Regions from separate parts of the Homo sapiens genome. Here region 2 is linked to region 1. Evidence: read pairs that join two places in POLR2A ChIA-PET (ENCODE). Cell type or tissue: PC-9. All regions are shown on one strand.

The links. Peaks named below come from ENCODE experiments on the same cell type or tissue, not always from the same donor. Only the 100,000 strongest peaks of a DNase experiment are listed, where the experiment ranks them.
Region 2: POLR2A ChIA-PET joins it to region 1 with 5 read pairs; 2 of 35 experiments call an interaction of 5 or more read pairs at or near these places.

What each region holds. Positions count from the first base shown.
Region 1 is chr16:19,603,751-19,607,750 of GRCh38, forward strand. The region is part of intron 9 of VPS35L (VPS35 endosomal protein sorting factor like); the gene reads left to right. Among named protein-coding and RNA genes, the nearest start is that of VPS35L, 50 kb to the left of the region's middle. In PC-9, no CTCF peak of the experiment used is centred here; DNase peaks (open chromatin) are centred at 1,781 and 2,141; H3K4me3 peaks cover 445 bases; H3K27ac peaks cover 2,627 bases.
Region 2 is chr16:19,329,157-19,333,156 of GRCh38, forward strand. No RefSeq gene overlaps it. Among named protein-coding and RNA genes, the nearest start is that of LINC02858, 3.0 kb to the right of the region's middle. In PC-9, no CTCF peak of the experiment used is centred here; DNase peaks (open chromatin) are centred at 935 and 1,795; H3K27ac peaks cover 2,105 bases.

The sequences.
Region 1 (4,000 bases):
GATGGAGTTTCACTCTTGTTGCCCAGGCTGGAGGGCAATGACGCAATCTCAGCTCACTGCAACCTCCGCCTCCTGGGTTCAAGCGATTCTCCTGCCTCAGCCTCCCAAGTAGCTGGGATTACAGGTGTGCACCACCACACCCAGCTAATTTTTGTATTTTTAGTAGAGATGGGGTTTCACCATGTTGGCCAGGCTGGTCTTCAACTCCTGACCTCAGGTGATCCACCCACCTTGGCCTCCCAAAGTGCTGGTATTACAGGCATGAGCCACCACGCCCGGCCGAATCCATTTATTTAATATACACTTGCCAGCATGTAGCATGCTATACCATTGGCAGCAAACTTGAGCCAACAGGTGGAACTGAACCAAAATAGGTTTTTTTTTTTTTTTGGCAACAACAGCATTTAAAAAAAAATGACTTTTGATACAGGCTCTAGTTCTTCCTATTGTTATATACCCAACCTCTTAAAAATTTTCATATTTACCTGCCTGGCCCCCAGAAGCATTTGAATTTGCCTCTACTGCAATAATCTTCCTTTCTCCCAGTCTTCAGTGACTATACAAACAACATTTTAGGGCCAATTAAGGAAAAATTACTAATAACTAACTCCTTGCCTAAACTTAAAAGTTCAAAACAACAGATCAGTCCTCGTTTAGATACATTAATTATAGCACTTTTATCACTAAAATTCTTCCCTCTCCAAATAACTATTTTTGATCTTGAGCAAAGCAAATGATTTGGTTTTTTTTTCTTTAAATGATATCATTGTTTGTTTTCCTTTTAGCTAAAATCTTCATCTGCTTGTGTTAGCTCCAGTTCCAAGAACCTGAAAAGAACAGTAGATTATGTTTTTCAAAGTTGTTGGTGATCTGAGGAATGACTCTTAAGTATAATTATCATGAAAGCTTTAGAAATCTCCTGTGCAGAATTCTGCCCAAAGAGATTATGTGTGAAGAGAAATTTGGTGGCATTTGTACTCATTCTTTCCATTTAAATCAAGTTCTGTTGGGTGAATTTCATACTTGAGCCCTTTGCCTTCAGGAATTTTAACTAAGGTATAGCTCTTCGGAGTTGAGAAAGATACAGTGTCTTTTGGGTTCATGAAAATCACACACTATTAGATGTGGTCATTTTTTCCCAACAGTTCTTAATCCAGCTTATGCATAAAGAGACCATCGACTCTGAGAAGTCAAATCATTTTATTTCCAGCTTGGGAGAGATAATTTGGGTTTATTGTATTATGGTTCCCATCACCATCTTCTCAGCATTCCCATCTTCAGTTTTCCCCTGTGGCTGATGTGGGCCACATCGGGATAAGCAGTGGCCTTAACTGACCTGGCCTTTCCAGCACATGCTAACTAAGATGGTGCCAATCCCTATAACACTGTTACGTAAAGAGACCTCTCGCTGCTAGGGTAGAGACTTGGCAAATAAATGAAAGAACTAGACTCATTGGTCTCCTGCCTTCTCTTAAAATACCCACAGAAGTTCAGGTTTGAAAAAAAGCAGCACCATAAAAGAAAAATAAGTGGGAGCTAGAAAAAAAATCTCTGTTCTTTGTTATATTGAAGTGTCTTCTGAATTAATTTCCAGATTTTGAAGGAGTCCCCATGTAGCAGCCCAAGTGCTGAAGTCTAAACTGTGTCATGTCATTGCCATTCCTGTGCCCAGAACCCTTCAGGGGGTTTCCATTATGTTTAGAAAAACTCTCAAACTCCTCACCAAGGCTTCAGCCCTGTATGAACTGGCTTGTCATGCTGGCTGCTCCCCTTTCTGCTCAGCAAATTGGCTTGCTTTTTGTTCTTTGACCATAGTGAGGTTATACCTACCTCAGGGCCTTGCACTTGCTGTTTTCTTTCCCTGGAATATGTTTCTTCCACATCTAGGCATGGCTGGCTCCCTTTCGTAGTTCAGGGCTCAGCTCAAATGCTGCCTCTGTGGGAGCCTTCTCTGACCACTACATCTAATGAGCCCCTTCCCCTAAATCACACTCAAGTCACTCTTTATTCCAATACCTAGTTTAGTATCTTTAATAGTACTTACTGCTGTTAGATATTATCTTATTTGTTTGCCTGCTTATTCTCTTTCCTGTTTAGCATTTGTCTCACCCCACTGGAATGTAAGTTTCATGAAGATAGGATCTACCTTGTGCACTGTTATCTCCCCAAAGCCTGGAACACCACCTTTAGTTGGCCCTTAAGGCATTTGTGTTGAGCACATGAAGTAAAGGAATATAATATTTAGTTTGCTGTAAGATTTTAAAGTCCCACGTAACATAATCCTTTTCCTAAATTATCTCTTGAGCTGGAAGGAAAGCCTAAAGATTCTGTATTGGTGTATGCAGATTGTCGTATAGCTTGTAGTCAATGCGTGTATGCAAGGCAGCCTGCCTTTAGCCTGATTTCCAACTCTTTCAGGCAACCTGAACCAGTTTGTTTTAGCCATTGCTGAATCTCAGTTCCTTCAGCTAGACAGTGAGAGATTTTGTAGATGACCTCAGAGACCTATTTTTGCTTTTGGATTTTAAGCCACAAGATTCAGTCATATGAAGGGAAATTAACACTGCTCTTCCCTCTCCCCAAAGAGAAGATTGACAAATGAATGTAAGAATAACTGCTATCTTTTCCTGTCTGGATCTCTTGAAAGTAGAAAAAAAAGTTACTTCATGTGTAGAGATCTAGGCTGGAAAGGGGAAAATGGTCATTTCCCATCCTTTTGAAAATGGTAAGCAAATAGTTCTCAAGTGAATGAAGCATGCCAGACATCCAAAAATAGAGTGAGGAGATTGCAATTTCAAAATATCTGCAGTGATTAGTGACTGTTCTCTGCTAGAGAAGTACCTAGAGGTTTATCTTTTTTTGCTGATTCTATGGGAATTTTGATCACCTTCATATACTACCAAATGACAGAATCAGGGATGAAAATGACTCATTGCAAAACAGGATGAAAGCCAACAAGCTAAGAATCATTTGCTATATTCTAAAGTAACTAACTTCTCCCTTTTAATTTATTTATTCATTTTTTAGAGAATAAATAAATAAGGTCTTGCTCTGTCTTACTCTGTCTCGCTCTGCCCAGGCTGGAGTGCAGTGGCTCAATCATAGCTCACTGCAGCCTCAAACTCCTGGGCTCTATTGATCCTGCCACCTCAGCCTTCCAAGTAGCTGGGGCTACAGGCATGAGCCACTGTGCCTGGCCAGCTTCTCCCTTTTTGAATTAATCCTAAAAGTATAAAACATCCAGTGGTGGGATGGAGCTCTAATCTTTGCTGAAATCATTTCCATGTGAGAGGTTAACAAAGGCCTTCATGGTGTTTGTAAGTTTTGTGTTTTTTCTTTCATTTCTCCATATTCTCTTCCATTCCTTAAGATGTATGTCAAGTCCAGAACTGTGAGAAATAAATTTCTGCTGTTTAAAAATATGTATGTCAAAATCAAGCTTGGGTACCAGTTCCAGAAAACTCAAAATAACAGTAATGAAGGTCAGGGCCGATGGGCCAGCTAGCCCCTGGTACCAAGGATCCTCACTTCTGTCTTGTTGCTCTCATGGTCAGTATGGCTGCAGAGGTTCCAGCTGTCATGTCTGCATTCCAGTCAGTGAGCAGAAAGAAGAAGTGAGGGAAGGCAAGCCCCTTTCCTTAAAGATACTTCTCAGAAGTTGCCCTTCTATTTATATATCCTGGGACCAGAACTTGACCCACGTGACCACACCTAGCTGCAAGGATGGCCCTGTGTCCTGCAGGAAAATGCGAGTTCTTTTATTAAAGAGGAAGAGAATAGCTAATGGAGTAAACTGGCAGTTTCACAAGATGACTCTCTTGGAGCCAGTCGTGAGCCGGCAACATAATTCTGGCTGGTTTCTCACCTCAGAGGCCTTGTTTTACCTTCCTCTGGCCCATTGTGATGTGTAGAGCAAAAGCTTAGATCACATTTCATGTTGCAGTCGCAGGTCCGTAAAGCATCTGGAATTCTCAACAATGTTGTCATAGTGACTGGTAGG
Region 2 (4,000 bases), 270 kb before region 1:
AGGTTGAGGAGAGCAAAAGAAAAGAAAAAAAAAGGGCCCTTTAAATCCCCTGGAAGTTGCTTCAGCCAGAGGGGGAGGAGCTTGCAATAGCATAGGGAGGTGGGCAACAATGGCTACCCACCATGTGTCCGCACCGTCATAATCAGGAGCAGCAATCACAATCAGAACACAGAGCCCCAATTTTTTAAAGACAAAGCTCCTTTTGTTCACCCTGGCTCCCTTGCAACCTGCAAGCTGCTATAGGAACATGTGGACAGTTCCCTGCCACCATGCTGAGGATAGGTAACTGTTATCTTGCTACCAGCTGAAATTGACTGAAATTAACCACAATTTACCATCCAAGCCTTCTCTTGGAAGTTGCAATCCTTCAAATAGATGCCAGTGTTATAAAATAGTTACATCAAATACAAATATATATATATATATAATATATATATATAGAGAGAGAGAGAGAGAGATTGAGAGAGAGGGAGAGACAGAGAGACAGGAGAGAGAGAGAGAGAGAGAGAGAGACAGAGAGACAGGAGAGAGAGAGAGAGTGTGGGCCGGTCTCAAACTCCTGAGCTCAAGTGATTCACCCACCTCGGCCTCTAAAAGTGCTGGCATTGCAGGTGTGAGCCATTGTGCTCAGCCAAAAATAGTTACATCAAATAGATTCTGCCAGTGCAATTGTTATTTAGGTAGGGAGACGGATTCCTGATGTTTCCTGCTCTGCCATCTTCCCAGAATCCTCCTCTAATTATTTTTAAATCCACTAAGTCCACTAAATTCATTTCCCAACCCACTAATGGTTTGCAACCTGCAGCCTGAAAAATTACTGGACTAAACTATGCCAAATTGTCAGCACTTAAAAATTTTCTAAGCACCTACTATGAGTCAGCTGTGAAATCTGGCTGATGGTCTCAAGAGAAATGAGACAGGGCCCCTGGCTTCAGAGATTTTGCATTCTAGGACAGGAGTGTGGAAGAGACAGAGAAAGAGATGACTCGTCATTTGAGCATCTATGATATACCAAACTCTTTGCCAGGCACTTACACATCTGATGTCACTGGTTTTCAGACCAATTCTATGAATTAGGTCAGTGTTCCTCAAACTCTTATGTGCATAAGAGTCACCTGGGGATCTTGTGAAAATGCAGATTCCTGTTCAGCAGGTCTGGACCAGGGCCTGAGAGCCTGCATTTCTAAGAAGTTCCCAGGTGATCCCTATGCTGCTGGTCTAGGGAACACATTTTGAGTGACTAGGAGTCATGTGTTTTAAGACTTGTTTTTGTAATCCAGGTGCAGTGACACTCACCTGTAGTCCCAGCTACTCAGGAGGCTGAAGCAGGAGCATCACTTGAGCCCAGAAGTTTGAGTCGAGCCTAGGCAACATAGAGAGACCTCATCTCTTTAAAAAAATGTTTTTAATAAGAAAATAAAAATAAAACTATTTATTGACTCATTCCTACATAACAAGCACCATACTCGGCACTCAGAATGTAATAATGAAGCCACAACTTGAACGCAGAGCTCTCTGATTTCAAACTTATGCTCATACCCAAAGAAGTGGGAACAATTGTTCTCAATACACAGGAACGGAAACAATAGGAGATGGCGCTGGGAGGGAGGGTAGAGACCAGGTCAGGACCAGTCTCCAGGGCCAGGCTGGGGGACTGGTGGGCACTTTAGCTGTCATGGAGGGCATGATTTGATGCAGTCTGACTGGTGGTCAGGGTAAGCTGATGCCGCCCTTCTGAGTTCCTTGAGGCCAAAAAGCCTATGAGTCACACGGCAAGTCACTTCCAATACATGCCCCATGAGGCAGCACTTTCCGCAGTAGCCTTGAACTATTCGCTCTGTAGCTTCCAAATGAGTCTTTGGGGGCAGGTTTGCCAAATAGCACAGCGGGTCCAACCCACCAAAGGCCTCCATAGCCTGTGATCTGTCAGTCTCAGATTCTTGCCCCTCAGCAAGACACTTGGCTTAACAATCAAAGCCACCGTGGCTCTGAAATGCTCAAATATTTATTCCACTCACTGTTTGCAATTTGCTTTGTGTGATTTCTAAAGCTGGAGTGCTTCCAACCACAAGGAACAGCTTGGCAAGACCACTGCTGACTGCAAAGAGACTCAGTGCCCTTCAGCAGATACAAATGAGCACCAACCTTGTTCCATTTCCTGCAATAGGCATTAGGAGCATGGGGAGATTTGAAAATGTGATACAGAGGCCCCAATGTCATTATATGGGCTGTGTGTCCCTCTCTGCTCAGAAGTGGCTCAGAGAAAATCCAAATGGCCAGTAACCATGGCCAGCTCCATAATAAGATACAGGGAACCAAAACATCAGCAGGATGACATGATTCTTCCTTCAGAAATGTAAAAGATAGAAAACATTTGGTGTTGGAGGTGTTGTAGTGAAATAGACACCTTCATATACTGTTATTGGGAAGGCTGATTTGAGAAACTTTGGAAGCAATTTGGGAGTTTTTGTTGGGAGTCTGGACATGTTCAATGGTTTCTGACCCAATAATTTTACTTCCAAGAGCCTATCACTAAAGAGACAAACACAGGACTTGATGTAAGAATTGAGAGCTCTGTGTTCTGGGCACACATGCCTTGGAACTCTTACGGCAAGTTGTGAAGGAATCAATAGCTTGTGCGTAGTTCTCCATAGGGTATGGGACAGATCTAAAGAAATGTGCTTCAAGATACAGGTCATAAAGACCTTCCTGATAAAACAGGTTGCAGTAAAGAAGCTGGCAAAAACCAAGATAGTGACGAGAGTGACCTCTGGTCATCCTCACTGCTACACCCCCACCAGTGTCACGACAGTTGACAGATGTCACGGCAACATCAGGAAGTTACCCTACATGGTCTAAAAAGGGGAGGAACCCTCAGTTCTGGGAATTGCCCACCCCTTTCCCAGAAAACTGATTAATAATCCACCCCTTATTTAGCATATAATCAAGAAATAATCATAAACATGGGTAACCAGCCCTCAGGGCTGCTCTGCCTATGGAGCAGCCATTCTCTTATTCCTTTACTTTCTTAATAAACTTGCTTTCACTTTAAAAACAGAAAGGAAGGAAGGAAGGAATGAAGGAAGGAGGAAGGGGAAAGAAGACAGAAGAAAGGAAGGAAGGAAAGAAAGAAAGAAAGATGTGCTTGCAACCTGTTTGATGATCCTTCTTGCTCTCTCTTTTTTTTTTTTTTTTTTTTTTCTTACTGAGATGGGGCTTCACTGTGTTGCCCAGACCGGTCTTGAACTCCTGGCCTTAAGCAATCTTCTCTCTTCAGCATCCCAAAGTGCTGGGATTATAGGCCTGAGCCACCGTGCCCGGCCTCTGATCCTACTCTTGTGGCTGCCAGGCTGTTACAGCTCTAAAAACACGAGATTATATTCAGCCTCCTTCCTTGAGGGGCTCACAATCCAGTAGGGAAGAAACATGTTTACATAAAAATAACAGACTTGAGGTTGGGTGCTGTGAGGGAGGGACAGTACCAGGAACCAATCCTTACCAAGAGCCCACTGTGTGCTGGGCACCTCATTTGTGTTATCTCAGCTAAGCCCCATTCTTCTGGCCACTGTGGTTGTTTCAAGGGGAGGCACATGACTCCCCTGGTCCAATCAAATGGTTCTCTGAGATTTTACCAGGAGAGAGTAATATTTCTTCCCTCTAATACCAAGCTGTCTTCCCTCTAGAATACCTAGCTGAGCTGACTGATGGCAGCTTGGTATGGCCTAAGGACTCCTTCTTCATTGAGGCCAAAGCACAGAGAGGAGCTCAGCCAAAAGACAGAGATTCTTGACGTTGTTGTTTGAGTCCCTGGGCCCACCGCTGAGATTCCTAATTACAAGAACCAATAAACTTCACTTACTGCTGGCTTGTTTTGGGTTTCTGTCACTTGCAATAGAAAAAATCTACATGGAAACAAATACAAACATGGCAGGCAATGTGAACATGTGTCTCTTCTTGCTACTTTAAGTGCCCTTCCTTAATGCCCACTATGGCAAAGCCC